2 separate regions of the Homo sapiens genome follow, and region 2 is linked to region 1. A link is a loop called in an ENCODE intact Hi-C map of the cell type or tissue named here. Cell type or tissue: endothelial cell of umbilical vein. All regions are shown on one strand. Links, peaks and the distances in the headings refer to the core of each region. The heading gives the core; the rest is flanking DNA. Region 1 holds the start of LOC107984998 (a long non-coding RNA gene). Region 2 has its middle 31 kb from the start of ADGRL4.

Region 1 (14,965 bases), core at 6,966-14,965:
ATTAATGTACCTTTAGCAAGGCTTTAGGCAGACCTGATAGATTTTCAAGATAAAACAACTCTGTTTGCTATTATTCTGACATAGCTTAGTTCCTTTGCTCTATTTCTATTACCTTTCTATCTCCTCTTTTAGTGTTTACTTGTTTGTCAGATAATTTCCTCACTTATATCTTCCTCAAATGACTTTTCTAACCTGGATAAAACATAATAATAATTTCATTCCCTTTGTTGTTGATTGAGTTACCAAACACTGACCCATAAGGCAGGAAGTCAAGTTTTCTGGAGAATTCTGGAAGGATTCTTGAGGGATTCCGGAGTTGTCTAGAAGGATTCTTTCTCATACAAAAAATTGAATAGCCAGAGAAGAAATGGCTAATTTTCTTGTTACAGGTGCTGTTGGTAGTGGGTTGTAGTTGTTAAATTGTTGTAGCCATTTTGCTTCTGGCTTGAGAATAATGCCATGCATAGTTCATTATTCACTGGGAAGTGGAGCTGGAGCTTTAACATGTAGCCCCTGACTATACCTGCTTCTGAATTTTTTATGTAAGGAAATATAATTTTCTAGTTATTCAATCCAGTTTAGGACAGGGTCGTTGTATTAGTCTGTTTTCATACTGCTCATAAAGACATACCTGAGACTAGGCAACTTACAAAAGAAAGAGGTTTAATTAGACTTACAGTTCCTCATGGCTGGGGAGGCCTAACAATCATGGAAGAAGGCAAGGAGGAGCAAGTTACATTTTACATGGATGGCAGCAGGCAAAAAGAGAGATGACTTGTGCAGGGGAACTCTTCTTTTAAAACCATCACATTTAGTGAGACTTATTCACTATCACGAGGAAAGCATGGGAAAGGCATGATTCAATTACCTCCCAGAGGGTCCTTCCCACCACATGTGGGAATTCAACCGGAGATTTGCCTGGGGACACAGCCAAACCATATCTTTCTGCCCCTGGCCCCTCCCAAATCTCATGTCCTCACATTTCAAAACCAATTATGCCTTCCCAACAGTCCTCCAAAGTCTTAACTCATTTCAGCATTAACTCAAAAGTCTGCAGTCCAAAGTCTCATCTGAGACTTTCTCAGCCTGAACTTTATTGCCCATATCACTATCAGGCTTTTGGTCAAAACCATTCAACAAGTCTCTAGAAAGTTTCAAACTTTCCCACATTTTCTTCTCTTCTTCTGAGTCCCCCAGACTATACCAACCTCTGCCTGTTACCCAGTTCCAAAGTTGCTTCCATAGTTTTGGGTATCTTTTCAGGAGAACCCTACTCCTGGTACCAATTTACTGTATTAGTCTGTTTTCATGCTGCTGATAGAGACATACCCAGGAGTGGGTAATTTACAAAAGAAAGAGGTTTAATTGGACTTACAGTTCCACATGGCTGGAGAGGCCTAACAATCATGGCAGAAGGCAAGGAGGAGGAAGTCACATCTTACATGGATGGCAGCAGGCAAAAAGAGAGATGACTTGTGCAGGGGATCTCCTGTTTTTGAAACTACCAGATCTCATGAGACTTATTCACTATCATAAGAAAAGCACGGGAAAGACTTTCACTCATGATTCAATTACCTCCAACTGGGTCCCTCCCACAACACGTGGGAATTCAAGATGAGATTTGCATGGGGACACAGTCAAACCATATCAGTAGTCTATTAGCTTCAGTTAGAAAGCATTGAAACATGTAATACTCCAAATATCTTTTGGCCTTTAAACTATTTTTGTAATAGGTAGGATTCATCATAGGTGACTGCCTCCTTCTTATCAACTTTGACATCAGAATTTGATTCCTGGGATATTCAGATGTAGCCAGAGATACAGATTCTCATTACAAAATCATGGTAACTTACATAAAGGACAAGCATACAGCTGTATTGCACAGAAGTGAGCACTGAGTTTTGCAGAATGTTTGAGATATCATGACCTGTTCAGGAAAAATACTTCATTGGAGAACCCCAAAAATTGAAAGATGAACTTGTCTCATTTAGTTAGTTTGCTCTACGTTGGTCCCTAATAGGAAACCTCAAAGTAAGACAACGAGAATATGGTCTTACCCCATTGAGGCTATTACAGTGGTCTCTAATGAAAAATAAACATTTCTCTAGTTAAGTTTTGTTTTGCCTTTGATGATGGAAATGCACTTTCAGATCAGCTAATATGTTAAAATCTATAATAGGAAAGTAGAAATACAAAGATAGATTACCCACAATATTTGCATGTTTATTTAAATTAAAAGGAAAAACACTATAAACCAATATAAACCAAATATCAAGACTATATTTTTTAATATTCTGAATTACTGAGCAATTTTTATCAGTTCTACAAAGAACTATACAAACTTTATATATTGTCTTCAAAATAAAAGCTACTCAAGTTTTTTTTCTAGAAGTTTTAGGTCATCAATTCCAACTGAAGCCAGCACTTCTTAAATTATAAGAATGAAATAAAATAAGGAGCTCATTTTCTGCTTTACACAACAGAAAATGAGACCTAAGAATAAACTGGTCATCTAGGTATCAGCATGAAATGTTTCAGAAAGGGACATGTCTCTCTTTCTTCTCCTCCTGTTTTTTTAAATGAATATACATGATAGAACAATGAATTTGTGAATGTGAAATAAGTTTCAGTTTGTTGAAAGAATCACTACAAATTTTACCTGATAAAATGATTATTCAAAACCCAAGAGACATTTCAAATAATAAGACGGCTTTGATAAATAAGTGTATATTAAAAAAACAGGTACTTTCTACAAGACAGCTATTCTTTTAATATGTTGTTTTCATTATTTTCCAGCAGAAAAAGAGACTGCCTGAATGCTAACAAATATCAGTTTGGTCTGGTATTTTCCAACAGATGTATCTGAAAGACAAACATTACATAAACCCATACATATCAGTGGAAGATGAGAAAAATGATGCTTAGGGCAATCTGATGGTATCCTCTAGTATACAAAGCTGTTTGTATCTCTTTTTTGATTATTTTTGTGTCCCAATTATTACACCCATTAGTGCCCTTAGGATAAAGCAACACAAAACAAAACACAACAAAGACCTGTCTGTCTGAAAATGGCAGACAGGTCTTTGAGGTTATAGATGGATTTATTGGTTCTCTGTTTCTAAATTCCTCAAAAGGACCTGAGCAATTTACTGCCTGAAAAATGTTGAGGACTGAGCACCTGGAGGCCTTTAATAATGATGATGGTAGGAAAGCTATGGAGTTAATTTTCAATGTGAATTATATTGAGTACTCAGGCTCAGAATGAAACTCCTCTGGTGAAAGAAAGGGAAATACAACATTTCGTAAAGAGGTTATAAAATGTTTGTTAGATTCTATGTGTAAGAGGTATCAACAACTATAAGAAATAATGCCTCATTCAGGCTCCAGTGAACAATATGAAATATGTCTCAATACCTATTTTTTGTTTTCGTTTTTATACTTGATATGATAATTTAAAGAACTAGCATAACAAGGATAGGTTTTTTCTTCTTTTTGAATAAACAGTATGGTCCTCTCTTGCACTAAAAATAATCTGATTTTGTGACTCTCCTAAATAAAAATAGGATGCATCATTCAAAATTTCTAACTTAAATAAATGGCTTTTCATGTCCACAGATGAATATTTAACAGTAAATTCTTGAATGATCATTCTACCATTTATTACTTTTTATTCAATAATATTAATTGAACTTCTATGTGCTAAGCAGAGTACTAGGAGCCAATGACTAAAAAGTGATAAACATACATGTGGCTTATTCATGTGCACTTTTTTGGTGCTTAGGATGTTTTAAGAGAAACCAATGAATAAATAAGAACTAAACAGGCAGTCAAGACAGTGTGTTAAATGCTCTAACAGGAGAAGCACCTATTTCTAGTTGAATTAAACCACATGATTTTTTTTTCAAAGCACTCAGCTCTCAAAGGCTCAACTACTTTATCCATAAAATAGGGATTATAATTTATTACCTGGGTGAAAAAAAATAAGTGAAGCAGATGCTTTCCTGGGACCTCTTGCCATCCTAACATTTATGATTCAATGAAATAATAATTTCCTGGAAATTGTTTAAAATATAAAATATACGCCAACCACCCATCTCCCCACAAATCACAGAAAAAAATAATCAAGGACACGGAGTCTGACACTATGACCTTGTTTTTCCTTTATGATCTTCCTGGGAGAGGTCTGTTTGGCATATAGAGATTCACAGTAAGAATGTAGCGGTGATTGGTAATGCTAATTTGCCATAGCGTTTTAGTTTTACCAGATGGCTCCATGGTTATCCTGGTTCTGGTTACCAGATGAAGCTAAAGTTTCCCCTTTTATGGATAAGCAGTAGGTATTTTTTAATATGACAACATTTCTTATTAGTATCTAATATTAGTATTCCTCTGAACAAATTCCATAAAGCAGTAAAAGAAATTACTGGGAAAAATTATTAGATTTCTCTAGGTTATGAATATCTTATGAAGCTTTCAAAACAGTATCAGGAAAGAAAGCTGATATAAAAAAGGAACTGGATACACTTCCAAAGAAGGTACTAATAACTGACATTGGTAGATTTGACATTTTAGCACATATCAAATTTTGTATCAGAGTTTGCAGAATATGGTACTAGCTCTGTGCATTTGCCATGTCTTCAAATAAAAGATAATACATGAATGACAACTGCCAATATGTTACTGCATTTTTGTATTTTAAATTTTCTCATTTACATTTTTCTTCCCATATTTAATTTAAACAATATTTGAGAATATAATTTTAACATCCACCCCCAAGTAGGCTAGAATGTCATGTATCTAGAATGATTGACATGGATTGCAATATTACTGAGACAGAAGAACACTGGCTAGTCAGTCAATTTTAAAGTTAATTTTAAAAATATATTAATTTTCCTACAAAGGGATGAGATAATTCAAGTTAGTAATGTGGTATCATTATCACCGTCATTATTATAGGAATAAAGAAATTGGAGTAGATGACAACTTAGGTCATTTCAAGTGATAATTGCTTTTGGTAGTTCTAACTTTATCATAATGCTATAAATTAAATGAAACACTGTATGTAAAGATGATTTGAAAATTATAGCATTCTGTATAAAAGTACATTTCAGGCCATCTGATGGCTAGCTGCTAGTTGATCAGTTAATTCAAACAAATGATCAATTCAGTCTCTTAAATAGCTTTACTTCTTTTTATAAAAATGGTTAGCTATGTTACTGTAATGACTGATTTTTAAGATACTGTTAGGGTACTGTTATCACGTTATTTTTGAGGTCAGAGCTGAAGTCTTATAGGTCAGAGTGTGAAGACGCTAAGCAGCATCACCCCTAAGCGTTCTCTAGTTAGACAAATCTAACTGCAGATGCTCCTCGCCTTACCATGGGGTTATGTCCCTATAAGTCCATTGTTAACTTGAAAAGATCCTAAGTCAAACTCTCATAACGTGAGGACCACCCGTACTACAGAATGGTTGGAAATGGATGTGAAAGAACTAGTGACCCAAACAGGATGGCATTTTCCTTCTGACTGAGGGAAAAAGAGAACCCATGAAAGAATGGCAGTTCAGGGTAGAAAGACTGTTGGTCCATGGTTATGTTGGGAGTATATTTGGGAATCTACTGTACCACTCAGGGAATCATTTAACTAAACAAATGATTGCTACCTTGCCTTCAGATTGCTAGAAGGATAAAAGCTATCATTTATTAAGCACCTACTTGGTATGAGACACCTGTTTATATGTGTGTTATATTATTTATCAATTTATTTAACAATATGGGCCTATGATATGAAAGACACTGTTCGTGGCATTGAAAATACAGCAATGACTGATATAAACAAGATTTTATTTTCATAGGGCTTACAATCAAGTGGAACTGAATTTTTTAAAAAAAGGAAAATTAAGGTAATTTCTGATGTCATCAGTGGTAAGGAGAAATAATATTGTAATTTTGTGGAATGACCAGGGCAACTTGGATCAGTGGAGTCAGAAGGTTACATTTGTTACAGAGCTGAGGAATGAAAAAAGAGTAGAGTAATACTGTCAAAACAAAACAAAACAAAAAGAAGAATTAAACTGCATCTACTTTTGCTGCAGAATTCCATGATAAGGGCAGAAAAAGTGTCATGAGATTTAATAAAACAGAGATCCTGGCAAACTTTGAGAAGATATGAATACAATTGAAATGGCTGAGAATGAAGAGATGGAAGTAGAGACAGTATACAGAAAACTCTCAATTAGTTTGGCTATGAAATAAAACTGGTAGTAGAAGGAGAGAAATTGGTGCCCAAGAAGTAGCATTTTAGTGTTGTGAGATTAGAGTATAATGATAGGCATAATCTTGAAGTATTAATAATACAGATAATGACAATAATGCAAAAATAACAATGATGGCTTATAATATGCAAGATATTTTTCTAAATGCTTTACCTGAATTATTTAAATTTATCACCACAACATACTTTCAAAAAAGGTATACTATATTGCATCTTGTTTTACAGAAATCTGAAAGAGTGAGATGAACTACTTTCCAAGGTTTTACACACAGTAAATGGCAAAGTAGTAATTCAAACCCACAAAATTTGAATATTGACACTCAAAGCACCTTAAATATAAAAACCTCCTCTCATAGACCACTGCAAAATCAACAAATTCCAATCTCTCTAAAGTTATCCAACACTGCATTTGTTTTGGGGTGAAGAAAAGGGGAAGTGAGTAAGGGAAATCATTACATAAAAATTACCAGCCCTAATATACATACCTGGTTATATATTTCAGGAAGCCTGTGTGGTCTTTTGAATTGAAATCTCCCTATTTTTTAGTTACGTGGCTGTGGCTAAATTCCAAATTTCTGAGCGTTAGTTTTCATTTTATAAAATTGAGACCTTAATGATTCTTTCAGTGGATTTTTGAGAAGTAAACTACGTTATATATGTACAGGTGTTTTCTCAGCTATAATGTGTTATACCTCAGTAACATAGCATGACGGTTTTTACTATGATTACTATTGTTATGGTTGAGTGCTGGACTATGGCAGCCATTTCTGAATTTTACCTCCTTTGCTGGATACTCCTCCATTCCCTTATTGGAGAAAAAGAAAACAGGGTCTGACATCTATGTAATAAGTCACCTGGATTATCTTTCCTTCTGTAGGTTGGGTTCCACTAACAGGAGGCATAAGTAGGTGAGTACAAGTTAGAGAGAAAGGATATTCTCTCCTGCCTGGAAGTTTTGAAATAGCTCTTGAGTTTTTTACAAAACCCATAAGTCCTGCATGTATCTTTGGTTCAGTTAATCATTCCCTCCTCTTTCCCCTTTAAGACTAGGGGTGGGGACATCTTTCTACTTATTGGTTCCCTATGCCTGTTTTTACCTTGGTCTCTTCATTAAACACTCTTCAATTACCCTTTCTGGCTACAACAAGGTTTTGTTTGTTTGTTTGTTTGTTTTGCCTAGATCCTGTCTGATAATCTTGTCCCTGAACAACTCTCATGGTGATATTCTCAAGGTCTTCTTGTTTTTTGTTTTGTTTTGTTTTTGTTTTTCCTGAAGTGGATTTTAATCTTTTTCCCGTGGCTCCTTTTAATAACCATCCTGTCCAGAGCATCTTGGTATTTTAAGTGTTGATTCCATTTAAAAACAAAAAGCAAAGTCACACAAAACTGTCAACCATAACTTGTGATAAGCATGAAAAAGCCAACATTAAAATCTAAGTTAAGTATAGACAAAAGTTATCAACAGTATTAATTACACATGTTGTAAAGACCTTCTAGATTTTGTATCCTGTTTCATTATATCCTCAGATAAGCAGAAGGTGTAAATGCTAACATGGTTAAAACTATCAGCTTTTCCTTAGTGAATTGCTTTTTAAAAGATATTTAATAAACCCTGATGTAAATTATTATTCTATTTTATCTACTAAAATATAATCTTTTATATTTAATTATATTAATATACATTAAATATGTTTAATTAATTATTAGTTAATATTTCTATTGAATATATACTGTTATTTATTATATTCTTTTTTATATTTAATTATTTAATCAAAGTAAAATGAATATTGTATTATGTGAAGTAGGACTCAAGTGTCATTTTTTTCAGCAGTAATTACCTATTGTCTTACTACAATTTATTTAATAGTTTATGTTTTCTCCACTTTGTATACAATATCAGCTCTATCATAAACTAAATTTCCATATGCCTATTCTTTCCGTTGGTTAATTTTTCTGTCCTTACTCACACCACCATTTTAATATAGACCTATAATAAGTCCTGATAGCTGTTTGGACACATCTACTAAACCTTGTTTGTTTTCCTTAAGAATGCCTCGCTATTCATGATGCTTTGTGTTCCCAGCCAAATTTTAAAGTTAGACTGTCAGCTACTATATAAACATGTAGGCATTTTAATTTGAATTGCTTTAAATCTATTAATTATTTTGGGACGATTGACATCATTGTGATACTGAAACTTTTAATATCTCCTATTTATGTAAATGTTCTTTGCTGGCTTTAAATAATGTCTCATAATTTTCTGAGTCATATAAATATTTACACATCTAGGTATCTCATTTTGTTTTGCTACTGCAATCTGTAGGTTTAGAAAAATTATATACTCTATTAATACACTTGGGTATTAATTTTAATCCAGTTGCTAAATCTTCTCATTAAATATAATAATTCATTTGCAGCTTTTCTTATGTTTTCTATGAAATCTATTTGTATATTTTTCTATGTAGATAATGATACCATCACAAATAAAGCATATGTTTTCTAGCATCCTGGCAGTTTTCATATGAATAATTATAATGTCATTTAGTTCTATTTTTAAAACTTCCATTTTGATTTCTTCTCAGACAAGTAACTTATTTTGAACTTTTAAAAACAGCCATTGTTATTTTTGCACCTTATTCCTAATTTTATATCGTTTCTTTATTAATATTTTCAAGAATTATGTATTTAAAAATATAATATCAGTAAAGGTACAATCACGAGGCTGTAACCATCTGTTATTTGACAGGGAAACTTCAAAATAAAGAATTACTTAGTACAATACACAATGATTAACTACCAAAGAATTGAAACAAAGCTTTAAGGGGCCCCTTTACTAACCAAATAATGGTGCGTCTCCTGAATGCTACTTTCTTAATAAACGGAAGCATCATTTATCCTGAGGACCAATTTAGAAACCTCTATTATTTTTATAAACCATTTATTCTCGTCTTATCAAGTCATCAAATAGTGAAGATTCTAGGCCCATCCAATCAAGTTTTCACATTGCCACCTAAGTAATATTTTAGAAATGCAAGTTTGATCATTTCTCTCTATTGTTTACAATAGTTCAATGGATCCTTCTTCCCTTGAAGACAGAGATCTTTAATCTGCCATAAAAGAATCTCCAATGTCTGGCTGAACCTGGTTTATTACCCACTTTCTGCCTTTTCTGCACTGAATTACTTGCCATGTACTAATGCACAACGGGCTTAGGTATGTGTATGTCCTACAATCTATCTTTCACAAAATTTTTACATGTATTGGTTCTTTGTATACTCAACATGGAGAAGTTTCACTCTTTTCCCCAAGTCTCTTTTCTGATAAATTTATACTTGACTTGTTCTGTTACTATCTTCAATTTAAGTTAAGCTGTTTGCTCAAGGTTATATATAGAAAGTTATAGATTCAATTGTACTGCTTAGTTTTCTGGTCTTTTAACTATGCTATTATCTGAAGGACAGAGAGACTCCACATCATAGCATGCATAATGGAGAAATAATTCTAAAGGACACTGTTAAGAATTTCACGTGTTTTTTAAAAAAGCACAGCTTCTTAAAAAAATAAAATTGTACTCACTCAGAAACTCAATATGTAATATCTACTCTTCTTCCAGCTTCCTGGGTGTAGCAGTTTGAAAAAAAAGAGCTGTATTTGTTGTCCTTATAGTATCAGAAACAATACAAACCTGCATGCCTAACAAATCATTTGTGGGATAATGGCAACTGGGTGGAAAGCTTAAGAAAAACAGGAAACAATCCTCATCATACTTTAAATACTAATCAAAACAATTTTTCTGTAGGAAGACTTATGGTGAAGCTAAGATCAACAAAATGAGTCATATCCGGTCCAGAACGAGCCAGGCATACAGGAGAAGAAAGTGTCAATTTAGGACTCATTTTACTACAGGGAGGAAGGTTCTGTAATTATGACAAAAATAAATTATATAAAGCATAACAGAATCATATGATATATCCTTATAAAAGACCTAACTATTCCAAAATTTCATGACTTTATCATTTCATCATATTTATCACATCCTTGCAGGATTATTTGTCCATGCAAAGCCAGTAAAAACAGGTGATCATTTAGCTGTATAATCTGATTTTGAAACCAGATTATTTTCCCCTCTTTGTAGTGGGGAAATTTCATTTTGTAATGTTTAAGAGGTTAAGCTCTATTAGTTACACATAGCTTTAAACCTCAACTGTGACATTTGCCAAATGTTGACCTTGGGCAACTTGCTTAACTAAGATTATTTCCCTGCTTCTGTACATGCAAATAATTATATCTATGCTATATGATTGCAATAAGGATATGGCATAAGGATGACTAAAATTGGATATCAATTAAAAAGTGATAAAAAAGTAAAAAAGAAATTAAAACTAGCTTATAGAAAAGGAAATGTATTTACTGGTTCTCATAACTCTTAGGTATAGCAATAGCTTTACTTCAGGTGATGCCTGACCCAGGTTTCAAGCAATGTTACCAGGACTCGATTATACTCTACACAGTCTAGCACATTTCCCTTATGCCAACTGCATTCACAGCTTTCCCTCCATTTATCATATAAAAATACTCTCATAGGTTTTCATATCCTTTCCTATTTATCCTGTAGAAAGTTTGGTAAAAATATAGATCTTGGTTTTAGGCATGTGTAGCAAAAGTTATAAAATACATATTGATTGAACTGTTTTAGATTATATGCTGCTCTTAGAACCATTCACCACAACCATTCACCACAACCAATAAGATTGACTTGGGCCTGAATCACATTGTCCATCCTTGGAGAGGGTGGTTGACCACTATCCTTCTGAGATATTGTAAACTGAGAGGGTGAAATGAATCCCTGAATAGAAATTAGATGGGGAGAGAAAGCCATTCTAGAAGAGTTAATAGATGCCAGGAAGGGGCTAGTGAGTAAACAAAAACTTCCTATTTTCTATAAAGAGGTTAACTTTGTAACTGCATATCTGACAGGTCTCAGTATGCAGCACTATCAGATAACAACCAATCAAACAAACAAGCAAATCAAACACTACTCCTTATTTGTAACACTTCATCCTCCCTGAAATTTTTGGTTTTAAGAATAACGATCATAAGCAGCAGACTTCTTTAGTTTTGACTAGATTTTCATTGAGGTTTTTCTTGTGGTTAGTAGGGTAGCATTTATGATTCTCTTCCTTAAACAATGAAGATCATCAAATAAAAAACATAAATAAAAATAAAAAGCCTTCATTTCTAATATATAGGAAATAATATGTTATTCTTCTAAATTATATTGGATTGGATAAATATAGAAGATTAAATCAAATAATTGCTGGGGTTCAATAACAGGATCATTCATAAATAATGTTCAACTGAGTGAAAGCACAAGGGAGTCCAATAGGTTCCACTCATCTAGGGCAAGTTAAATGGGAGGAAGTAAAACCAGTCTTACAATGATGGTGGCAAGTTGCCCTAAATCTGTCTGTGAAAGGTATTCAAAGGAAAACTTTAGACAAGTTAAATTTAACAGAGTTTAACTGAGCAAAGAATGATTCACAAATCGGACAGCCCCTGAACCAGAATAGGTTCAGAAAGACAGAAAAAAAAGTGATGTACAGGAAAGAGAAGTGAGGCACAGAAACAACTGGCTTGGTTACAGCCCAGTGTTTGCCTTATTTGAATGCTATTTGAACAGTTGGTTATAATATGGACAGAAGGCAGGGAAATACTGGGTAGAAGAGAGCGGTCCCTGGCAAAGGCCCTACCCTCAAGCATGGAAACTCACGGCCCTAAATGGGAAGAGGCATTCCTGTTTTCATGTCCAATGTTATTTCTTCCAAGACCGCTCTGGCCCACCATGCCTGGGGACAGTCAGAGAGGAGATAAGTTGCGGGATGGAGGAACTCCAGGGAAAGATCATTTTCCCACTCCATTCGCTTTCCAGGCCCCTATCCATCCCACTGAGAGCCACCTCCATCACTCACCGTCCCTCCCTGCATTCACCATCCTTCAAGTCCACGTGACCTGATTCTCCCTGGGTGCTGGACAAGGACCTAGGTACCAAGAGGTCAGGGTGTAAAAGACTGTCACCCTGACTTTCCACTGAGCTGGTTTAACACTTAATCAGTGGACAGCAAATGCTAAAAGAACATTAATTGTAACACACCTCAAGACGCTACCATGGGGTTGGAGCCCAAAAGCGCTCACCTGGGCTTCTGCACTTGTGCACCTGGCATGCTCCCCCTCCCATAGGGATTTGAGTGCACAGCAGCCAAGCAAACTAGCCACACCCCTGTTGCAAGTCCCACAGGGGAGTCAGGGAACTTTCTTGCTTCAGTCACCTGTGAGTAGTTGAAGTGTAGCTTCTGTGATTGACTGAGACAGGGCTGCTTGTTACAAGAGTAGACCATTTACATATTGAGTTAGGTTACTGCTCACTATGTTCAGAGAAAACTTCAGGCCAAACTAATAAGGAGGCAGCTTTAAGCTAAATTTGATTTAACAAAAGGCGGCCATGATAAGCTGATTCTTCACCAACCTGCTTTTCCTAGCCTTATATATATCAATTTGTTGCAGCTTTCAAGAACATTTTCCGGTTCAGCTTGGATTACACACACCTCTAGATGTTGCGACTTAGTGTTGTAACTTGCCACTCACATAAAAAATGACATGGTTTCTCCAACTCGATGTCTTCAACTATTTTTATCCCAAAGATCCAGTGTCAGTTTCTGGAAAGCCTGCTATAATGTGGAGGTAGTATAGAGCAATTTGTGTTCATTAAAAAGTATTTTTAAATCTCCTGGTTTATGACAGAACAGATATAGTAATTTCGTGTTTCTAATTGCCTGATATTCTGGGTATCCTGACTCAATAGAGACTGTTGTGTAAAGAAATTGGAAGGATTTTATTTGTAATAAGTAACTAATAGAGTTGGTTAAAACTTTAGCTCCTATGATATTTGTAGATTTTAAGTACAGTACTGCTACAAATGAAATTTCAGTTACCCTAGTTATTTATACAGCACGGTTTCAAACACAACCAAAAGGAATTCATTGAAACCTAACCACTATTAGTATGTTTATGCAGATAATGAAATTTTTGAGATTTTAAATATCTCTTACCTTTGGTAATAGGAGAAATGTGGGAAATAGTTTGTGAACTTATAAATACTTCAGGATGCTGGATTCTGTTTTAGGACCAACTTGAGAGAGATAATTTGTCCTATTTTGGCTAAAATGTAACTTCTGTAGGATAAAATATATCAAGATTCAGGCAGAAAAGAAAAATGGCAAGAAAAGGTTCTTACTTGTTATTTTCATAGTTTCTTAAAGGAAAATAAGCATTTCCTTATATTCTAAGAAGTGCATATTGAACCATCATAGGATAAATCGTTTAGTTGTGTTTTCAAGGGACACTTTCTCACTTTAACTTTCAGTCCCTGCCATGATTGCCTGGTTCCTCTCAAGGAGAGTTGAGAAGTGACTTTACTCAGGCTTTCCTCTGAGACTTAGAAGGTAAATAGTAGTTATCCTCTTTTTGTTCAAAGGACTTTAACTATTACCAAGTCTTGTTCCATGTGGAAAACAGCAGTGAAACATTAAGGACTTTTCAGTAATGTAAATGTTTCTTCACTGACTTTTTATTTGACGCCTTCAACACCAAGTTTTAACTTTGAACATTTAGATCTGCCACAACTGATTGTAAGTTTATAGAAGCTCTGTCTTTATGAAGATTTCACTGTTCTGGGCCACTGAGGAACAATTTGGAGAAATTATTTCTTTCAGTACTGTGAAAAGGACTCAGGAGGACTGGAAGTAGAAAATTACCTCACATGGTTGAACATTGTACATGAAGGGAGTAATTTGCTCATTTCAGTCCCTTCCAGGATCAGCTTAAGTACAAGAGGATATCTCATAGATTTATCCATTAGCATTAGCATACGGCACTGAGGAAAACTGCTAAAGTAAAAGTAGAATTTTGTAATTCAGCCTGGCCAATTAAAACCTACTATTATATTACCTTGCACTTTTACAAAAGCTTGTTTTTAAATATATTAAACTACCCTTTGGGTATTAATTAAAGAAGACACAGCTGGAGGCAGTGGCTCACGCCTGTAATCCCAGCACTTTAGGAGGCCGAGGAGAGTGGATTACCTGAGGTCAGGAGTTTGAGACCAGCCTGACCAACATGGAGAAACCCCATCTCTACTAAATTAAAAAAAAAAAAAATTAGCTGGGCTTGGTGGTGCACGCCTGTAATCCCAGCTACTCGGGAGGCTGAGGCAGGAGAATTGCTTGAACCTGGGAGGCGGAGGTTGCAGTGAGCTGAGATGGTGCCATTGCACTCTAGCCTGGGCAATAAGAGTGAAACTCCACCTCAAAACAAACAAACAAAAGAACACTCATGATTCACTTGAGAGACATCGTTTTTTATGCCAGGGCTATTGTTTTCATGTAAGAAACACCGCGCAAAGAGAACCAAGTTGTCCCAGACACAAGAACATAAACACTGTGCTCAACTGCAGTTTTGCTCTGTGTCTCTGTTGATTGCTCTACCTAAACTGCCTGTATCCTGGTCTTGCTTCCTGACATTGAAAACAAAATTCTACCAGCATGCTGCTGAGTCATAATGAAAGCCTAAGCCATTAAAATCACCAGTCTTTTTTAAAGTCTTAAACGTATTCTTGCTTTACCTTAATTTGTAAGAG
Region 2 (16,333 bases), core at 8,334-16,333, 150 kb before region 1:
ATTTTTTTTAAATTGAGAAAAGGAAAACAGAGAACTTTTCTGATGAAAGACAAGACATGAAACCACAGGACTCCTAGTGGACAGACAATTCTAGTGAACAGAGGCTCTGAAACAAAACATCCTAGATGTAAATTTTGACTTTGCCACTTTATTCTTCCTTCCTCCCTCCCTCCCTTCTTTCCTTCCTCTCTCCCTCCCTCCCTCCCTCTCTTCCACCCTCCCTCTCTTTCTCTCTTTCTTTCTTTTCTTTCTTTTTTTTTTTTTTTTTGAGACAGAGTCTCACTCTGTTGCCCAGGCTGGAGTGCAGTGGTGTTATCTCGGTTCACTGCAACTTCCACCTTCCGGGTTCAAGCCATTACCCCGGATTCTAGCAACGTCCTTAAGCCTCCATGGTTCAAGCCTCCCTAGTAGCTGGGATTACAGGCTTGCACCACAATGCCCAGCTAATTTTTGTATTTTAGTAGAGAAGGGGTTCTGCCGTGTTGGCCAGGCTGGTCTCGAACTCCTGACCTCAAGCGATTCACCCGCCTTGGCCTCCCAAAGTGTTGGGATTACAGGCGTGAGCCACCACGCCCAGCAATGTTAAACTTTTTACTACACATGAAGCTCTATTAGTAAAAGGAGATGATTCCTTTGAAGTATAACATTGTTCTTGTTATTTGGATTATTTTTTTTCCATTCCAATGCCTGTGTCTGCTGAGAACATTGTCCATCTTCTATGAATACAATATTCTTCACTTTGGGAACTTCTAATTTCACTTCAACCAGATGGTGAGAATAGGAGAAATGTTTCTATAAACCTGCCATCCTGACTGTAGTTGAAATTTTTTTAAATTGACAAAAGGAAAACGGAGAACTTTTCTGATGAAAGACAAGACATGAAACCACAGGACTTCTAGTGGACAGACAATTCTAGTGAACACAGGCTCTGAAACAAAACATCTTAGAAGTAAATTTTGACTATGCCACTTTATTCTTCCTTCCTCCCTCCCTCCCTTCCTTCCTTCCTTCCTTTTTTCCTTCCTTCCTCTCCCTCCCTGTCTCTCTCTCTCTTTCTCTCTTTCTTTTCTTTCTTCTTTTTCTTTTCTTTTCTTTTTTTTTTTTTTTTCAGACAGAGTCTCACTCTGTTGCCCAGGTTGGAGTGCAGTGGTGTGATCTCGGTTCACTGCAACCTACACCTCCCGGGTTCAAACGATTCCCTCGGATTCTAGCAATGTCAAGCCTCCAGGGTTTAAGCCTCCCTAGTAGCTGGAATTACAGGCTTGCACTGTGATGCCCCGCTAATTTTTTGTATTTTTAGTAGAGATTGGGTTTTTTCATGTTGGCCAGGCTGGTCTTGAACTCCTGACCTCAAGGGATCCACCTGGCTTGGTCTCCCAAAGTGTTGGGATTACAGGCATGAGCCACCATGCCTGGCCAACTATAACACTTAAGCTGAGCAATCTTTTCTGTGATTTAGTTTCTTCATCTTTAAAATGAATAATGATAATTTATTGCCTCTAAGATAGTTACAAAATTATGAGTGATAGGTTGGGCAATTCGAATTTTGAATATACACTTTGTGTTAATTCTTTTTGTTATTGCCAAGAAAGGTGGTTTTTCAGTAGAAGGTAATAAAGACAGAATTAAAAATAATTTTATTCGGATTAATTTGTAATATTTACCCAAAGGATACATTTTAAGACAAAAATAATTTGTCTTGGCTGATTAAAAAATTATGCTAGAGTAGTCCTATAACAACTTTCAAGTATTTAAAAGTCTTCCCACAGAGAAAACATCAAACCCAGATAATTTTACATGTGAGTTTAATCAAATTTTTAAAGAATATATCATTTAAATCCATTTTATATGAATATTGAGAATGGGGGAAGAAAAGCAACCTGGCCTATAAGATTTGTACAACATGGAAACTAAAATTAAGCAAAAATGGTGTAAATAAAAGATAAATGTCAAATCCACTAGTGTATAAGAAAATAAAAATCCATTGATGTATAGGAAAAAAGCAGTTTTAATTTATCACAAGAATTCAACTTGAAACAACTATGAACTTAGAAAATTTTCAAGTGAATTTATCACCCTAAGTGGCTAAAAGGGAAAAAAATGGAATCACTTCAATAGATACAGAAAAGAATTGTTTGATGAAACTCAGTGTTCATTTCTAATTTCTAAAAGTATGATATTTTAAAACATCTTTAGAATGATAACGTGTTAAATTTAAGCATCCGTAGAAACTATCAGTCTTAATAGAAAACATTAGTCATATCGCTTTAAAATCAGGAAAAAGACGAGGCCTGGTGCAGTGGCTCATGCCTGTAATCCCAGCACTTTGGAAGGCTGAGGCAGGTGGATCTGCTGAGGTCAGGAGTTAGAGACCAGCCTGGCCAACATAGTAAAATCCCGTCTCTACTAAAAATACAAAAATTAGCCAGGTGTGGTGGCGCATGCCTGTAATCCCAACTACTCGGTAGGCTGATACACAAGAATCACTTGAACCCCGGAGGCAGAAGTTGCCATGAGCTGAGATCACACCACTGCACTCCAGCCTGGGTGAAAGAGTGAGACTCTATCTCAATAAATAAATAAATAAATAAATAAATAAATAAATAAAATCAGGAAAAAGACAAAAATGACTTTTATTTTCACTTCTTTGAAAGTTGTGCTGAAAACCTGGCACAGTAAGAAAAAGAAGTATGGCCAGGAGTGGTGGCTCATGCTTGTAACCCAGCACTTTGGGAGGCCAAAGTGGGCAGATCACTTGAGGTTGGGAGTTCAAGACCAGCCTGGCCAAAATGATGAAACCCCATCTCTAATAAAAATACAAAAATTAGGCTGGGCGCAGCGGCTCACGCCTGTAATCCCAACAGTTTGGGAGGCCGAGGTGGGTGGATCACCTGAGGTCAGGAGTTTGAGACCAGCCTGGCCAAAATGGCAAAACCCCGTCTCTACTAAAAATACAAAGATTAGCTGGACATGGTGGCATAGGCATGTAATCTCAGCTACTCAGGAGGCTGAGACAGGAGAATTGCCGGAATCCAGGAGGCGGAGGTTGCAGTGAGCCGAGATCTCGCCATTGCACTACAACCCAGGTGAAAAGAGTGAGACTCCATCTCAGAAAAATAAATAAATAAAAATAAATAAAAAAAAATTAGCCAGGCTTGGTGGTGCGCCCCTGTAATCCCAGCTACTGGGGAGGCTGAGGCAGGAGAATTGCTGAACCTGGAAGGCCGATGTTGCAGTGAACTGAAATCACCCCCTTGCACTCCAGCCTGGATGACAGGACAAGACTCTGTCTCAAAACTAAACAAAAAAAAAAAAAAAAGAAAAAGAAAAGAAAAGAAATGAAAGAAAAAGAAGTACAATATGTTAGGATTGAAAAGAATAAACAAAGCTGCTATTATGTATATATTATTACACATGTATATAACGTATGAATTATTCAAAATAATAAGAAAGATGGACAAAGTAGATCGATACAGACTCAATATATAAAAGTCAAATGCATTTTGCTCCATTAAAAAATACCACTTGGGCCAGATGTGGTGGCTCACTCCTGTAATCCCTGCACTTTGGGAGGCTGACGTAGGTGGATTACGAGGTCAAGAGATCAAGACCAAACCTGCCAACATGGTGAATCCCCGTCTTACTGAAAAATACAAAAATGAACTGGGCATGGTGGCAGGCGCCTGTAGTTCCAGCTACTCGGGAGGCTGAGCCGAGATCGTGCCACTGCACTTCAGCCTGGCGACAGAGCGAGACTCCATCTCAAACAAAACAAAACAAAACAAAGCACTTACCATTTACAAGAAATACAGGTAACAGTATATATAATAAAAATTGGAAGACCTGCCTAGAAAATATTATGAAATATAATGGAAGTCATTAAATAAAATTTAAATGAATGGTGAGTTATACTGAGTTTAAGCCTGCCATTTCTCCACAAACTGATCCACAGATTCAATAAAGTTCTAAACAAAATCTCAATAGAGTTTGAAAAATCAACAGAAATGTCCCTGAGGTTGGTAACAAGTAAGATGCCTGACAATACCAAGTGGTGGTGTGGATGTAAATCGAGTGAAAGTGTATATTTTGCTTCATTGACTTAGCAAAAAAATGATGCCTAACACTCAGCAATTATATTTCTAGACATATAGGCCAAGAAACTTGCACACCTGCCCTGGGAGACAAATACAAAGTGGGTTATAGCAGCTTTGTTTGCAGCACTATAAACAAACAAAAAATAAAAACAAAAACTTGAAAATGACCTCCATGAATATATGGAGAACTAAAAATTAAACTGAAGTATATTCAAATAACATAATATTTTTCAGTAATGTAAAGAAATAAAGGTATAAGTCTTAGAAACAATGAAGAAAGAGAAAAATAAAAAGAGAAAGAGAAAAAAGATAACAAAGTATAATACCATTTTTATAAATTTCAAAAACAAACTGATTTGTTGTTCAGGGATAGATACATGCATGCTAAAATCATTAATGGAAAAAGCATACACAAGAAAATTTAGGGTACTGGTACTTTGGGGTGAAAGATTAAAAGTAAGAGATACAGGAGGATCAGTTAGTACATATAGTGGTATCTGGTTTATTATTATGCTTTAAAATATGTAAGTGTTTATACATGGTCTTTCATCTGTATCAAATATTTTATAATACAAATAATTTATAAAATTTTATAAACAATGTAGTTGTGAGTAAATAATGCTTGCTATAAATTGAAGGGGATCTGTGTTCTAAAACTATTAAAATCATACTATATAACTTAATTTTTCCTATACTATTGACCCAGGGTATCCTCCCTCTCTTTAAAACTCTTACAGCATTTATCATAGTTATATCCACTCAGCAGGCAGCCAATGAATATTAAATGACAGCAATTATGACATTTATACTTATGTTAATTTCTATTGTATTCTTTAGGTTGATGTTACTTGGACAATTTGTTCTCTCATTTGGCTATTCTAGTGAGGTTGAGTTGCAGTAAGCTAGAGTTTTTTAGTTCATGTCAATGTAGGACCCATGATTAATTACACATAAAGAACAACTTGCTTTCAGTTCAATAAATTTCACACCTGACCTTTTTATTAGAATCTATATATTTTTTTAAATTAAACACCTTTAAACTAGAAATTACAAGGTACTTCATGAATATTGACTCATTGGTTTCCATAAAATTTCAAGAGCGGTTGTTAATATTACTATCCTAATATAAATCTAAAAATCTTAATTTTTATAAAGGTGTGTAATTGGAAGTAAATTAGGCATAAGTTGTTATAGGAGTGGTTTCAAGTATTTGGTAAATGAATTATTAATCCTTCCAAATACTTCGTCTGCACTCAGTCTGTTAAAAAGCAGTGTCAACATTTCTTGACAAGGAAATTTGATATTGTTGTATAAAAAATTATAAACACCTCAATAGATTATCTCAACACTCAAAAATTAGACACTAAAATTATTATCTCTAGGGCATAGAGATGCCACACTTTGTGGCTAATTACTGACATGTTTCTTCCTAGAAGCCATAATCCACATGTAGAGCACAGGCTTTGCATTCAGAAACCCTAGTTTTGAATCTTCCTTTTGCTACTTACAAGTTCTGTGATGCTGGGCAACTGAGCTTTGCTTTTATCAGGGAATGTAAACACTATATCTGCCTCATAGTTTTGCTATAAGCATTAAATGCAATGATGCATATCAAGCACAATTCCAGCATGTAGTAATTTCAGTAATGGTAGCAATTTTCAGTCATTGTTTCATAATAAACCTGCAAATGCTAATATGGAATATGTCCACCTAGACCCATGTTTATGATAGAATTGATTAATAAAGACAAAAATTTAGATTAAAAAATTTACCTTTCTGAAAAGAAATAGACTTCAGCTGACAGATTGTGTTTGAGACTAGTGCTAGACAAAATTATGATATAGTAATTCAGTCTCTATCCTAATTTCACTTCTACTTTTGCCATTCCTTTGATTTGAACCCTTTGCTGGATCTCCTGCTTCCAGCACTCTCCCAAACACCAATTACTCTTTTTACATCTAACCCCTCACATTATGCATTATTACATTAGCTAATAAAGACTGAAGCGTTGCAAAGATATCTACACTTATTATTATTATTATTTTTTGAAATGGAGTCTCACTCTGTCACCCAGGCTGGGGTGCAGTGGTGCGATCTCAGCTCACTGCAACCTCTGCCTCCCAGGTTCAGGCAATTCTTGTGTCTCAGCCTCCCTAATAGCTAGAATTACAGGCATGTGCCACCACACCCTGCTAGTTTTTGTATTTTTAGTAGAGACGAAGTTTCACCATGTTGGCCAGGCTGGTCTCAAACTCCTGATCTAGGTGATTTGCCCTTGCTAGCCTCCCAAAGTGCTGGGATTAGAGGCATAAGCCACCACATATCTGAACTTTGATATCAACACACAAGAGAGTGAATCACTTAGGTTGAAATTTTATTAATGAACAGATCATTAGGTGATATGTCATCACTTTGAGCTGCCTGTTCAATCTTTCTCTTGTCTTTTTGTTTTAAGTGTTGATAGTGAGGTGACTAGGATAGTTATACATACATATTGATATGGTTTGGATTTGTGTCCCTGCCCAAATTGTATGTTGAATTAAATCCCCAATGTTGGAGGAGGGACCTGGTGAGAGGTGATTGGATCATGGGGGTGGATTCCCCATTTCTGTTCTCATGATACTAAGTGCACTTTCATGGGATCTGGTTGTTTAAAATTATGTAGCAACTTCCTATTCTCTCTTCTTTTCCAACCATGTAAGACATCCTTGCTTTCCCTTTGCCTTCTGCCATGATTGTCAGTTCCCTGAGGCCTCCCTGGTCATGCTTTCTGTACAGGCTGTGGAAATGTGAGTCAATTAAATCTCTTTTCTTTACAAATTACCCAGTCTCAGGTTTTTCTTTATAGCAAAGCAAGAATGGACTGATACAGAAAATTGGTACTAGGAGTAGGGTATTACTCTAAAGATGCCTGTAAATGTGGAAGCAACTTTGAAACTGGGTAATGGGCAGAGGATGGAAGAATGTGGATGGCTAGGAAGAAGACAGGAAGATGAGGGAAAGTTTGGAACTTCCTAGACTTGTTAAATTGTTGTGACCAAAATGCTGCTAGCAATATGGACAGTGAAGTCCAGGCTGAGAATGTCTCAGAGGAGATGAGGAACTTATTGGAAATTGGAGCAAAGGTCACTTTTATTATGCATTAACAAAGAGATTGGAAGCATTGTTCTTCTGCCCTAGAGAGATGTGAAACTTTGAACTTGAGAGAGATGATTTAGGGTGTCTAGCAGAAAAAAATTTTAAGCAGTAAAGTTTTCAATATGCAGCCTGTCTGCTTCCAACAGCATAAGCTTATATGCATGAGCAAAAAAATGATCTGAAACTGAAATATATTTAAAAGTAAAGCAGATCATAAAAGTTTGGAAAATTTGCAGCCTGGCCATGTGGTAGAAAAGAAAATCCCATTTTCAAAGGGAGGAATTCAAGCAGGCTGCAGAAATTTGCCAAAGGATGGAGGAGCCAAATGCTAATAGCCAAGACAATGGGGTAAAAACCTTAAAGGCACTTCAGAGACCTTTGCATCAGTCTCTTCAGTCACAGGTCCAGTGGCCTAGGAGGGAAGAACAGTTTCATGGGTTGGGCAGAGGGCCCCACTGCCCTGCACAACCTTGGGACACTGCTCCCTGCATCCCAGCTGTTCCAGCTCCTGCAGTAGCTAAGAGGGCCCCAGATACATCGCAGGCCACTGCTGCAGAGGGTTCAAGCCATAAGCATTGGTGGCTTCCATGTGTTGTTAAACCTGCAGGTGTGAAAAGGGCAAGAGTTGAGGCTTGGAAGCCTCTGCCTAGAGCCTGAAGGATGTATGAAAAATGCCTGGATGTTCAGGCAGAAGTCTGCTGCAGAGGTGGAGCCCTCATAGAGAACCTCTACTAGGGCAGTGAAGAGGGGAAATGTGGGATTCGAGCCCACATACAGAGTCCCCACTGGGGAACCTGCCTAGTGGAGCTGTGGGAAGAGGGTCACCATCCTCCAGACCCCAGAATGGTAGATCCACTGAGAGTTTGCACTGTGTGCCTAGAAGAGCTATGGACACTCAATGGCAGGCCTTGAGAGCAAGCTTGGGATCTGAGCCCTGCAGAGCCACAGGGGCAAAATTTCCCCAGAGCTTGGAATCCCACCTCTTGCATCAGTGTGGCCTGGATATGAGACATGGAGTCAAAGGAGGTTACTATGGAGCTTTAAGATTTAATGATTGCTTGGCTGGATTGTGAACTTTCATGGGGCCTGTAACACTTTGTTTTGGCTGATTTCTCCTTTTGGAGAGGGAATATGTACCCAATGCCTATACCCTCATTGTACCTTGGAAGTCACTAACTCTTCAGATTAACAGTCTCATAGGCAGAAGGGACTTAACTTGTCTCAGATGAGACTTTGAGTTAATGCTGAAATAAGGTAAGAATTGGGGACTATTGAAGAGTTAAAATTGTATTTTGCAATGTGAGAAAGATGTGAAATTTGGGAATTGCCAAGTGCAGAATCATATGGTTTGGATTTGTGACCCTGCACAAATCTCATGTCAAATCGTAATTCCCAATGTTAGAGGAAGGGCCTAGTGGGAGGTGATTGGATCATGGAGGCAGACTTCCCCCTTGCTATTCTTGTGATAGTGAATGCGTTCTCATAAGATCTTGTTGTTTAAAGGTGTGTAGCACCTCCTCCCCTGTCTCTTTCTCCTTCTCCAGCCATGTAAGACTTGACTGTTTCCCTTTTGCCTTCTGTCATGATTATAAGTTTCCTGAGGTCTCCAAGCCATGCTTCCTGTACAGCTTGTGGAACTGTGAGTCAATGAAACCTCTTTTTTTCTTTTTTACAAGTTACTCAGTCTCAGGTAGGTAGGTCTATAGCAAGACCAATGTGAGAACAGACTAACACACACACACACACACACACACACACACACACACACACACACACTCTATTATTTTGATCAATGAGAAAAGTTAAGTCATTTAGCTTGCAAATGCAAAATGTAACTCTGAGTAAGCTTTGGACCGTTTTCAGTTAAAGCAACCTCCCCAAGTTTTGCACATTTTCTGAAAATATGTGCACATTTTTAGGTTTCTCCTGAACTTTTCCCAGGACCTTTCTGCCTACATATTTCTTCTAATGTTGTCCTGTATCATTTAATGCAGCCATTCCTAATGCAATGACTGATCAGAAAAATAGAAGTATCCTGACTGGCTGTATTCACCCTTCCAACTTGGGCTGGGTAGGGTTGGTTTCTGCTTTGGGAAACTTCTATGTCCTGGCAACGTACCTATAGATTTCCTTCTCTGGGCTGATTTGCCTACAAATTTCTCACAGATTGAGGCACTTTATTCTTCTTTCACAGCATATTAAAAATACTTTTATTACAGCATATCTGTGCTGTATTGAAATTGTATGTTAACTACCTCATTTTTTTAAAGTGACCTCCCAAGTTTCTGAGCTGTATCTTTCCATTTCTGTGTCTTAAGAGCCTTGTAGAGGAGGTTCTTTACATGCAGTAAAGTTTGTGAAAGATTGAAAAATTGACTTTCCTCTGTCCAAAGTGTCACCAGTAGTGGGTTGTGACTGCAAGTTGTCCAGTTCCTTGGCGTTTTGAACAAAGAATTGGACATAATGCCCCGCAAAGCAAAGAAAGAATGAAGCAGCAGAAGAATGAAAGCAGGGATTTATTGAAAACAAAAGTACACTCCACAGTGTGGGAGCAGACCCGAGCAATGGCTCAAGGGCCAGGATAGAGAATCTTCTTGGGTGCAAATACCCCCTAGAAGTTTCCCATTGGCCACTTCATGCTCACCTCATGTAAATGAAGTGGTAGCCCACAATCAGTCTGATTGGTTGCAGAAAGCAGCCAACCAGAGGCTGAAATGAAGTTGCCAAGGTCACACTCCTGTGCAAACATCTCATTGGTTGCAAGAAGCAACCATCAGAGGCTAGTGTGAAGTTACAAAGTTATACATTGCATGCAAATGAAGGCTCACCACAATCAATCTGATCGGTTGTGGACAGCAACCATTCAGAGGCTGGAGTGAAGTTACAAAGCTGCAAAGGAAGATTCCACCTGCAATCAGTCTGATTTGCTGGGGACAGCCAATTTCTCATCTGCCACGCAGAAAAAAATGGGGTTCGCAAAGGGAGTAGCCCCTGGTCCTTTTGTTACTTAGGTGTGAAAAGTGAGAGTTTTCCTTTCAATTCAGTTCTATGAAGTTGGTGTGAAACAGCCTTTGGTTCCCTGCATCTACACCCAAATCTCCTGTCTCAAAATCAGGTTTCCCTTTTGTAATTTTGGCATTTATAATAACTTATTATACACATTTGTCTCTAGAGGTCTTCTTGAACACACATGGCCTTGAAATAACACTTTCTAAACATTAATAGCTATTGATAAGCAAAGAAAATAAAATAAAATAGAATTAATCAAATTTATCTGCTTTTTAAGCATTTAGATTCTGAACTTAGACTTGTATTTATTTCTAAAATGTTTGAATGGAATGAAAAAAATATTTACCAGATACTTAGGCAGTGGAAATTCAGTATTTGCCACAATATCAGTTGAATGATCCAAAAAAAGTTAAATGATTCTTAATTTACTTAAATTAAGAGAGCAACAGTTTTAAAAACATTGAGGGCTAATTACAACTAAATAAATTAAAATATATGCACATCAAAATATACATGTATGGGTACTTTATTTTCAGCAACCAACTGAGAAATTCCTGTTTAGGCAAGATTCTACCCACTCAGAAGTTTGGTTGATAAGCTATCTTCATGAAATACATAATAATAACTCTGTGTGTGTGTGTGTGTGTGTGTGTGTGTGTGTGTGTGTGTGTAGAGAGAGAGAGAGAGAGAGAGAGAAAGGCTGCTGGTTTTGAAAGTGGAATGATGATAGTTCTACTATTTCAAGTATCAATAGTCTTATAAGGTAAAAATAGTGACAGTCTAATCAGATCTAACCAAAAATTTAACCAAAAAAAAAATTTTCAAGCTCTCTTTTTGAAACAACGCTTTACATAATATACTTACATTCATTACTAATCTCACTCAAGAATACAGGTAATGATACTCTAAAGCCAGTGAGCGAAATATGCAAGTAATATCTAAGTCGCGGTTAAGCTTCCTTCTTTCCTTTGACATGAGGTACTCTGAGACTTGTACATTTTTTCACTTATTCACCTTTTAAGTAATACAGTTTAATTTCAACGTATTAAAATCAGTCACAAAAATGCTCTTCCAAAGCATTTACAAAAGCTTCTGCTTACTAGTGTTTTAGTCATAATTTCAATTTGCTAACTTCCTTTGCAATACGTACTTTCGTTTCAATGTTTTCTCTTAAATCACCACCTCTTTCATGATAAATTGTTGTGATAAAAAAAAGTGCTTCCTCTGGTGGGACGATGTAACTATTCATTTCGCTAATGTACTTCACATCTGTCATTTGCAGTCCCTAAATACTTTGTCACAGCACGAAATAGAAACCTTACAGAGTAGGTCTATGAAGTATGTTTTCATTTTAAGTCACTATCTATGATGTAATTTGGAACAGTGGAATGATTAGATCAGTCTTTTCTTTTCTTCTGTCAGTACCAGAGACAAAGCATGTTAACTATAGAAATGTCAACTTTCATATTCCCTGATAAACTGAGCACTATTTCCAGGATTTATTCTAAACTCAGGCTTTGAGGGTGGGGACTGACCCTTATGTGCCTGCTCATACACAGTTAAGTAATTATTTGTGGTTGATAAGGACTACCTATTTTCTATTGACTTGAAGAAATTGTATTTGCAGTAGGTTTAAAAGAAAAAGCTGCCAGAGGAAATTTGGGTGGAACCCTGTCAATTCAGTTAATTTAAGACCCAGAGTTACTATATAAAGGAAGGAAGCAGATACCAACTCTTAAAAAAGACATCTACATTATCCAGAATAGTGCTCAAAAATATTATGCATTCAAATATATTTTAATAAGTGAATGTTGAGTAATGAATGACATAAAATATTTTTTACTAAATACAACTTTACCATAATATTAAAATATATTTGGCAGGAAAAATCCAAAAGGGATCCCTCTGTTAGGAGATTGCATTCTCTTTTATTCTTTCTTTTCTTTTATCAAATGATGCAGCCAAAGAGAGAGATCTGAATAAGACATAACGCAAGTGTAGAAACAAAAGTCCAGGAAATCATCTTAATTATATGTATTTATTTGTACAGTCTTTCTCTGTCACCAAGGCTGGAGTGCAGTGGTGTGGTCATAGCTCACTGCAGCCTCGAACTCCTGGGCTCAAGGGATCTTCCCATCTCAGATGCCCAAGTAGCTAGAACTAGAAGTGCATGCCGCCATGCCCAGACAATTTTGTAATTTTATTTTTTGTAGAGATGGGGTGTTGCTTTGTTGCCTAGGATGGTCTTAAACTCCAAGCAACCCTCTCACTTTGGCCTCCCATAGCACTTGGATTAGGGACGTGAGTCACCATGCCTGGCCATCTTAATTGTTTCCAATAAATCATACATTTAAACTACTTAACCTAGCAAATATTTAAATAAATTAAGAGAAAAATATTTTCTAAATTACTTAAGGCCAATCATAAAGAAATTACAATATATGTGAATGGAAATTAACACAAAGAAGTATTTTTGTTTTCAGCATCTAAATGAGAAATTCCTGTTTAGGTAGAATTGTCAGAAGTTTGACTGAAAAACCATCTTCATAAAAGTACACACGAATAACCTAGTATTGTGTGTGTGTGTGTGCATATATATATATATATATATATATATACATACACACATGAGTGTGTGTGTATGTGTGTGTGTGTAGACAGCTCATTTTGAAAGTGGGATGCTAATACTTCTGCTATTTCCAGCATGAGTCATTTAGAGGTAAAAACAGTGACTCATCAGATTTAACAAAAATTTAGCCAAAAACCTAAACTTTCAAGATCCCTTTTTGAAACAAGATTTTTACATAATATGCTATCATTACTTATTAATGTCACTCAAGAATAAAGATAATGATGTTCTAAAGCCATCTCAATAAGGAAGCCGTAAAATATTGTTCATTGTATCTTTATTTCATCTTTTAAAATCTGCTTTTGTTTATGTTTATGTTGTATTTAAGAGAGATTAATCCTGTATGGGATTATATATAAATATATGTATATTTGGTACTAAAAATGAAATGGATATATCAGTCTAATAATAGAATTCTGGAGGTAACTGATACTGAACTAACTGTAGAAGATTGATAGAGCTTCAGAACTTAAGAGGAGCTTGTGAAGAGATAAAAAGAAGCCTCAAAAACGTCCTGAAATTCATATGGATGGAATGGGCAAACATTACGCTAAGTGAAATAAGCCAAATACAGGAAGTCAAATACCACATATTTTCACTTATATGTGGAACCTAAAACAATAGAAGTCACAGAACCAAAAAGTAGGATGGTAGTTACTAGCAACTGGGCTGTGGGGGAATGGGAGGATTACAGTCAAAGGGTACAAAGCCTCAGTAAGGAGGGATATGTTTTATTTTTTTTTAGGTGAATTGCACAGCTTGGTGAATATAGCTGATAATTGAGTCCTTTATGTTTCAATGTTGCTGAGAGTAAATTTCTAATGTGTTCGTCAACAAATGTTAAATATTTGAAGTTAATTAGCTTAATTTACTCTTTCCATGTTGTATTAAAAAAGCGGAACACCACTTCTATAATTATATGCAACTGTAATTTGTGTATAATAAAAATAAAAATTAGAAAATCTAAGTGCATGTGCTGACCTGGATGTTTCTAAAGAGAGCCTTCAGAGCTGTCATGACATTATAAAAAATAGTGACTCATTTTAGCTTAAAAAGAGGCATATTATTCAATACCTTGCAGATTTATACTGAAAAATATTTAAACATATGAGAAACAAATATTTGGTATCTGTTAAGATATTTGAATAAAATAAATTGGATTTACTGTAAAATAAATAAGGCTTCAGAAAATGATATAGGTTGCAAAAATATATAATTGTGTCAATTGACTGAAATGCATCAAATAGCAGGTGTGACAACTGATAGCTAAAATGATATTTAACAGAAATTCGTATGATAGAATTTCATTTTTTCTTTCCCATTTCGTCATCAAAAATACACGATAGATAGAATAAAATGAAAACAGATGAAATGAATTTCCGCATGGGTTATGCAAAGTTGCATCTCCTCAGTGAAATCTTAGGAAGTCCCGAATTCATTCCTGTGATTATGACTGGAATGTGCAGAATCTGTGAATTACTTCTTCATTCTGCCAACTGACAAACTGCTCCAAGTGATGGAACACAAGGCAAAGGGAGGCAAGTTTGTTGATTAAGGCATCAGGAATTTTTTCCTTGCTCTCTGCTCTGCACCCCCTCCCCTCCTCATTTCCCTTTCTTTTTCTTTCTCCCTCCTTCTCTCCCTCCCTTTCTTCTTTTCAGTTCACTTCATGGTTTTAAAAGTTCCAGTTCCCTCAAAAACTATTATTCTGACATTTTATTTTCACAAATCTTGTCAAACATAGGTGTTAAAATGCAGTACATATGTTCACCCTGTTCTGAATTTAGTTTCCTAAAATAAGGAATAGAGTCCAGAGTAAGTTTAAAGTTGCACTAGAAAGTTTATTTATTTGTTAGCATTTGTTATCAACTCTTTCCTCAGTCTGTATGCTAATAGTCTTGTGACAGTTATACATTATTTGATGTCACCCAATGACAAAAGGAAAATTTACAACTCGTTATTAACTTTCTACATTGAATTTATTAAAAGAGGTACATAACTTTTATTGTGTCTTAATTTGTGGTAGTCTTTCAGCTACCTGAAGTTTATTTAAATGTATTATTTTTCACCAGGAAATCAGTAGTAGAACAGTTTCAAGAGGTAGCATTAAAATGTCTTTGACATATAAATGGTACAGTCTGTATTGCTGTACTTCAAATTTCATGAACTGTATCAAAGCTGGTAACATATGACATGAACATTCAGAAATACAGCTACAGATCATTTTCCTAAAATGTTTATTTTACATATCTTAACGTAGCTCATGAATGTTTATTTTGAATCAAAGAAACGTTATTTTATCTAAAAACAATTGCTACTAATTGTATGAGTACATTTTTATTAAGGGAATTCATGGCTTTAAAATAAAATGTGAATGTGACTAAACTAGATTCTTGCCAACTCTAGAAGTTTTACGGATATAATATGATTTATTTACTCACGTTTAAATCCAGAGAAAAAAACACTAATACTTTTAAATGTCATATAATAATTATATGGTTTTTTTTTAGATGTGCTATTTGAAATATAAGTAGAACTTGCTAAGGAGAAGTGCCGAATATCTAAAAACTTCAGTGAATAATTATTTTAACACCATTTGTTAAAAATATTTAATGAAAACTAAATACGTTTAATTTTCTTGCTTTTATATATTAATAAGTGAAATAAAGCACTTTAATCTCTGTATTTTAATCTTTTAACTCATGGAAAATTTTATTTTTAATATAAATAAACATGCTCTATGATCAGTGACTTTTTTCATGTGTCAGAAAGATGTTTTAAGTGAAACGGGAAAAGTTTGCTTGTCCCCCTACAGGGTTTGAGGCAGGGTGTGTGGCTCGCTTCTTCAGTGCTACGCTGCTCAGACCTCTAGGGGAGCATACAGATGGTCAGGCTGTGCGGCTCCGACCCCATGGCACTGTCTAGGGTTGAGTGTTTACAGCTCCTGAACCCCCAGTGGGCATGTATTACTGGGCGCTCTCTTAGTCTGCCATCTATAGGCAGCTTGTGTTAACCAGCTCAATTAGACCCTCTACCTTGTCACAAGAACAGAGGGCTTTCTGTATCCTGGGTTCTTGCCTTGGTGTATGGGAAGAATCAGATCACATACATGTGGGCTTGGAGAATGAGTCCAAAGTTTCATTGAGTGGGAGTAGCTCTCCGACGATAGGGGAGCCAGAAGGGAGATGGTTTTCCCTCAGAGTTGAGTCATTTGGCAGCCCCAGCTTTCCTCTGACTGCCCCGGCCAAACTCCGCCTCATGCCGGCCTTCGAAGGCCTGCCAGTGTACCCTCGTCTGTTAGTGTGCTTTTCTGCCAGCGTGCTCCCATTGACGTCCTCTCGACGTCCAGCCTCTTGTGTCTTCTGCCAAACTGTTTCTCTGTCTCTGCCAGCTGCCTCTGTCTCTGCCTTGGTAGGGTCTCGGGATTTTATAGGCCCAGGATGGGGACGTGGTGGGCCAGGGT

The links. Hi-C counts contacts between places; a loop is a spot of excess contacts. Peaks named below come from ENCODE experiments on the same cell type or tissue, not always from the same donor. Only the 100,000 strongest peaks of a DNase experiment are listed, where the experiment ranks them.
Region 2: a loop joins it to region 1, with 4 times the contacts of the local background. A loop is called at or near these places in 2 of 110 quality-filtered maps.

What each region holds. Positions count from the first base shown.
Region 1 is chr1:79,178,494-79,193,458 of GRCh38, forward strand. It overlaps LOC107984998 (a long non-coding RNA gene), which reads right to left and starts at 9,987. Exons shown (of 5, transcript XR_001738111.2): 1 at 9,850-9,987. In endothelial cell of umbilical vein, for the core only: no CTCF peak of the experiment used is centred there; a DNase peak (open chromatin) is centred at 10,058; H3K27ac peaks cover 1,963 bases.
Region 2 is chr1:79,029,343-79,045,675 of GRCh38, forward strand. No RefSeq gene overlaps it. Among named protein-coding and RNA genes, the nearest start is that of ADGRL4, 31 kb to the left of the region's middle. In endothelial cell of umbilical vein, for the core only: no CTCF peak of the experiment used is centred there; DNase peaks (open chromatin) are centred at 11,579 and 13,029; H3K4me3 peaks cover 610 bases; H3K27ac peaks cover 2,604 bases.